Regions from separate parts of the Homo sapiens genome. Here region 1 is linked to region 2. A link is a contact called in ENCODE Hi-C or POLR2A ChIA-PET data. All regions are on one chromosome and are shown on one strand. Each heading gives the region's core, a stretch centred on a gene start or an enhancer-like site at or near the end of the contact. The rest is flanking DNA. Distances are from core to core; before and after follow the strand shown.

The links. Hi-C counts contacts between places; a loop is a spot of excess contacts on that map. ChIA-PET counts read pairs that join two places held with the same protein, here RNA polymerase II (POLR2A). Pooled maps may share reads with other maps.
Region 1: a loop to region 2 is called in a map of mammary epithelial cell, with 14 times the contacts of the local background. The contact joins two enhancer-like sites. A Hi-C loop is called at or near these places in 6 of 168 maps with a recorded cell type or tissue (Caco-2, Calu3, HCT116 and 3 more) and 6 of 50 pooled maps. POLR2A ChIA-PET finds 5 or more read pairs at or near these places in 8 of 52 experiments (BJ, GM10248, GM12878 and 5 more).

What each region holds. Positions count from the first base shown.
Region 1 is chr12:50,310,914-50,313,694 of GRCh38, forward strand. No RefSeq gene overlaps it. Among named protein-coding and RNA genes, the nearest start is that of LIMA1, 29 kb to the left of the region's middle. Within about 2 kb of position 1,483, at least 2 of the 41 ENCODE cell types and tissues checked have a DNase peak (open chromatin) inside an H3K27ac peak, as active enhancers do.
Region 2 is chr12:50,258,919-50,261,646 of GRCh38, forward strand. All of the region lies in intron 1 of LIMA1 (LIM domain and actin binding 1), which reads right to left. Among named protein-coding and RNA genes, the nearest start is that of LIMA1, 23 kb to the right of the region's middle. Within about 2 kb of position 1,298, at least 7 of the 41 ENCODE cell types and tissues checked have a DNase peak (open chromatin) inside an H3K27ac peak, as active enhancers do.

The DNA.
Region 1 (2,781 bases), core at 233-2,732, 52 kb after region 2:
GTTCAAGACTAACCTCGGCAACATAGCAAGAGTAAAAATAAAAAAAATTAGCTGGGTGTAGTGGCATGTGCCTGTAGTCCTAGTTAGTTGGGAGGCTGAGGCAGGAGGATGGCTTGAGCCCAGGAGTTTGAGGTTGCAGTGAGCTATGATCACACCACTGCACTCCAGCCTGAGCAACAGAGTGAGATCTTGACTTAAAAAAAAAAAAAATTAGCCAGGCTGGGTGGGGTCGCTCACGCCTGTAATCTCAGCACTTTGGGAGGCTGAGGTGGGTGGATCATGAGGTCAGGAGTTCAAGACCAGCCTGGCCAATATGGTGAAACCCCATCTCTACTAAAAATACAAAAATTAGCCAGGTGTAGTGGCGGGCGCCTGTAGTCCCAGCTACTCAGAAGGCTGAGGCAGAGAATTGCTTGAACCCGGGAGGTGGAGGTTGCAGTGAGCCGAGATCGCAGCACTGCACTCCAGCCTGGGCGACAGAGCAAGACTCCGTCTCAGAAAAAAAAAAAAAGAAAAGAAGAAATGAAAAACTAGCCAGGCATGGTGGCATGGACCTGTGGTCCCAGCTACTTGGGAGGCCGAGGTAGGAGAATCGCTTCAGCCTGGAAGGTTGAGGCGGCAGTGAGCCATGATTCTGCCACTGCACTGTAACCTGGGCAACACAGCAAAACCCTGTCTTAAAAACATAAAGGACTAAAGAATAATAGTTTTCTAGGATATATCTTAGAGTTAACCAATTTGGGTTTATTTTATTTGATGCATGGTTTGCTCTTCCAGTATGTAGAGTCATGTCTTCTCCCACCTCCACCCAAAGTGTTAATTGAATTATAGTTGTAAATATTAATTCTATTCCATTACTTTTGTTTTCTTCTTCATGGCATCCAGAAATACATATGTTGGATCTGGTTTGATTATTTTATCACTTTGTTTTCAATCTTTTTAATCTTTTTAATTTTTCTTGGCCTTTCTTATTTCCACACTCTATATCTCACATTATATATTTGGTCCTTACTATTCTTTTTGTTGATTGAGGTCACATTCTCTGGGACGCAGATTCTAAGACAGAGACATGTACACATTTGGAATCGACAGTTGTGACAAAGTGAAAGGAGGAGGATTGGACAAGAGTAACAGCTGAACTGTAATCAGTGATGTGCTAGTAAATAGTTAACAACTGGCTCTTGGGGGAGGAAAGCTTTGATTTGTAACATTTGACAATTTCCAGTGTATAAATATGTCTTTCTTTTTTTTGAGATGGAGTTTCACTCTTTTGCCCAGGCTAGAGTGAAGTGGCGTGATCTTGGCTCACTGCAACCTCTGCCCCCCACGTTCAAGAGATTCTCTGGCCTCTGCCTCCATACAGGCACCCGCCACCAGGCCCAGCTAATTTTTTTTGTATTTTTAGTAGAGACAGGGTTTCACCATGTTGGCCAGGCTGATCTCAAACTCCTGACCTCAAGTGATCCACCCGCCTCGGCCTCCCAAAGGGCTGGGATTACAGGCGTGAGTCACCGCGCCCAATCAGTGTGTAAATATTTATATCATGGCTAACTGAAAATTGGCAACATGATGTTACTGAACATGGAGCTGGAAAGAAATGCATAGTAGCTAATCCCAGCACTTTGGGAGGCCAAGGCAGGTGGATCACCTGAGCTCAGGAGTTTCAGACCAGCCTGAACAACATGGCGAGACCCTCTCTCTACAAAAAAAATAAAAAAATTTGGCCTGGCGCGGTGGCTCATGCCTGTAATCCCAGCACTTTGGGAGGCCGAGGCAGGCAGATCACTTGAGGTCAGGAGTTTGAGACCAGCCTGGCCAACACGGTGAAACCCCATCTCCATTAAAAATACAAACATTAGCTGGGCGTGATGGTGCCCGTCTGTAATCCCAGCTACTTGGGAGGCTGAGGCAGGAGAATCGCTTGAACCTGGGAGGCAGAGGTTGCAGTGAGCTGAGATTGCGCCACTGCACTCCAGCCTGGGCATCAGAGTGAGACTCCATCTCAAAAAATAAATAAATAAAATTTAAAAAATAAAATAAAATAATTAGCCGGGCATGGTAGTGCCTGCCTATAGTCCCAGCTACTTGGGAGCCTGAGATGGGAGGATTGCTTGAGCCTGGGAGGAGGGGATTGCGTGAGCCATGATTGTGCCACTGCACTCTATCCTGGGCAACAAAGCAAGAACCCATCTCAAAATAAAATAAAATAAAATAAAATAAAAATGCATAGTAGCACCCCTTCAGGTATATATAGACAATCTCTAAAGAACAGATAATAGTACATGTAGTAAAATAATTAGAAAGTAATATGTATTGAGTGTTTATTACCTTGGTTTTGAATATTATTTAGTTTTAAGTATATGTAATTTAAGTTTTAATAATGGCTGTGTTTAACAACCTGCTTGCAAAATTCCTAAAACCGTAACAATTGGTTCTCACAAGCCAGTAGGAGCCAGTTCCAGCACACCGCTGACCATGATGCAGTTGCAATAAAGATCTCAGCCAATCCCGTGGGGAGCTTTCAAGTCAGAATCCCCTGTCAGAGTTGTCTCACCCTGAGGCAAGGGCTTCTATATCTTGGCATGGACCTGTCACTACATGCAGATGGATCTTTGGGACAGGGTGTTGCCTTGGGTGGAGGGATTCCCTTTGAGTCCCAGAGAAGGATTCAGCCACCATTACCAGCAACTTGAAGTATGAGTGCTCCAGTCCCGAAGTGGGTATTTAGGGAACATACCATAGCATCCACTACACTTATGTATCCTGTAGTTTGTCTTGGTT
Region 2 (2,728 bases), core at 48-2,547:
TACAGGTGTGAGTCACCGCGCCCAGCCCTATAAAAATTTTATAAACTATAAATTCATACTGATATTTCTGACTCCAGTCTAGCATCACAAGGTTCATTCTAGTATTCCCTCTTGGCTTATTTATAACTTCTTTCTCTGATAGTAAAAAGCCTAACCCCACAGAACTTTGATTTCTGAAAACAGATCTAGAATCTCTAAAATTATGCCATAACCAGCTTCTCCTCCCATGATACACCGTATATTTTTTTCACTCCATTTGAAATGTTATCCCGTACTCAACCTATTCACCTTAAAAGACTCAAGTGAAAGAACACACATGGCCCTTTTCCAAACTGCCCTAGCCCTATTCCTAATCAGCATAAGTCAATCCCCCTGCCTTATAATAATTTCATAATTCCTACTCAATAGCAAGATATTTGAAGTCAGAAGACAGATCTACTTTGTCTTTTAACCTTCTGACATCTAGTATTTAATACATTGCTTTCTAAATAGAAAGAACTCTATAAATACGCCTTCCATAAAATTACACATAGCTTTAAGTTTTATCTGAAACACAATTAGTACAGAAACTGAATGCTTATCCTGCAGTCCCAAGACTAGTTATGAGGAAGCATATATTTTTCAGAACTGTGAATTACCCAGTAATTTTAGCTTATTCAAACTCTCATATAAACTCACAATATAAAAAAATGGAACCACTAAATAACATCAAATGTTATAAATAAAAAGCTCACTACTCTATTATTCAGAAACATGATGATAGACAAGTCTGCAGGCATGTTAGAATAATCACTGCTACTGTTCTTGGAAGAGCTTCAGGTATGTGTAGAAACATGAATCTAGACAATAGCACAATTGTAACATTGACCAAATTCCCAGGGGTCAACAAGAATGTAAATGTTTACATCAGGACAGACTCACTTCAATAATATTTGATCTCTTTATCGCCTTTTAAAGGATATTTTGTGCCTTCAAAAACACTAAGACCCAGAGCAAAAGCAACAAAAATGAGGCTGTGTAATTGAGAATAAATTCCACTTTTCTCTTTTCTTGCAGAATCCTCTTTTCCTACCTCCACTCTTACTCCCAGGAATCAATAAAGAGTCAGTCTCTCTCCCTTCTCTGAGCGAGCTCACTTACTCTCAACTCATCAAAAGTCACTTATTCCACATGATTCCCAAAGCTGGATCCTAAGGCCTAACTTTCCTGGCTTCCACTCCTAGAGTTTCTTTTTTTTTTTTTTTTTTAGACAGAGTTTCACTCTTGTTGCCCATGCTGGAGTGCAATGTCGCAATCTTGGCTCACTGCAACTTCCGCCTCCTGGGTTCAAGTGATTCTCCTGCCTCAGCCTTCCGAATAGCTGGGATTACAGGTGCTCACCACCATACCCGGCTAAGTTTTTGTATTTTTAGTAGAGACGAGGTTTCACCATGTTGGCCAGGCTGGTCTCGAACTCCTGACCTCTAGTGAGCCACCCGCCTCGGCCTCCCAAAGTGCTGGGATTAGAGGCGTGAGCCACCACGCCCAGCCCAGTCCTAGAATTTCTACTCCATGCTGGATAGTTTCATATGTCCAATATGCAACGTAACATAACCCAAATCATATGTATTATCCTTTCTTAACCTCTACTCTTCAAATTAAGTTCATTTAATTACAAATCATTTTTCTCCAAAGAATTGGTATATGAATTTTTGCTTCTATCAAATAAAATAACACATAACATAGTATAACAAAATGTACACAAAGTTTGAAGTTAAAAGGAGAACTTACAGGTTCTCACTGGGCCTCTAACTGTGGTGACATGTGCAAGTTTCTTTACTTCTCTGAGGCATATACCATTACCTACCCTAGCTAGTCAAAAATTCTATATAAAATGCCTAACACAGGGACACATTTTGGAAAGAAAATAGCAAGAGGCTAAGGGCATGGGGCATGGATTAGAATTTAGCTGTTGAGATCTCTCACCACGAACACTAGCTGAGTGATCTTGGGCAAGTTTAATAACTTGCCCCAAAAAAAAAAAAAAAAAAGGAAGTCATTTATTTACTTATTTACTTATCAGTAAATGCTATTTTACCCCTCTCCCTGCTTTTTTTGTCTTTTGCTTTTCTGCCATCTAGTATATTTTTTTTTTTTTTTTTTTTTTTTTTTTGAGATGGAGTCTCGCTCTGTCGCCCAGGCTGGAGGGCAGTGGCGTGATCTGGGCTCACTGCAAGCTCCGCCTCCCGGGTTCACGTCATTCTCCTGCCTTAGCCTCCCGAGTAGCTGGGACTACAGGTGCCCACCACCACGCCCAGCTAATTTTTTGTATTTTTCAGTAGAGATGGGTTTCACCGTGTTAGCCAGGATGGTCTCCATCTCCTGACCTCGTGATCTGCCCACCACAACCTCCCCAAGTGCTGGGATTAGAGGCGTGATAGTGTATTGCTTTCTAAATAGAAGGAACTCTATAAATGCAGCTTGAATAAAATTGGACAAAGCTTTGCACATATGGATTTTGCACAAGCTTTTCCTCACATCTTTAGGTATGCTCAAGTTATTTCTTGATGCAAGCCATTCTCTGAGCACACTACTCCCCCCGAGGACACTGCTACCCTCTGTCTGAAAATGCTTGAGCCTCCCTGGCCTTCTGCTATGGGTCCCAGCTTGGGTGACACTTTGTTCCAGATGCCTTCCCTGACCCCTCAAGCTTGGGCTAAAAGGTTCCCTATAAGTTCTCAAAGTATTA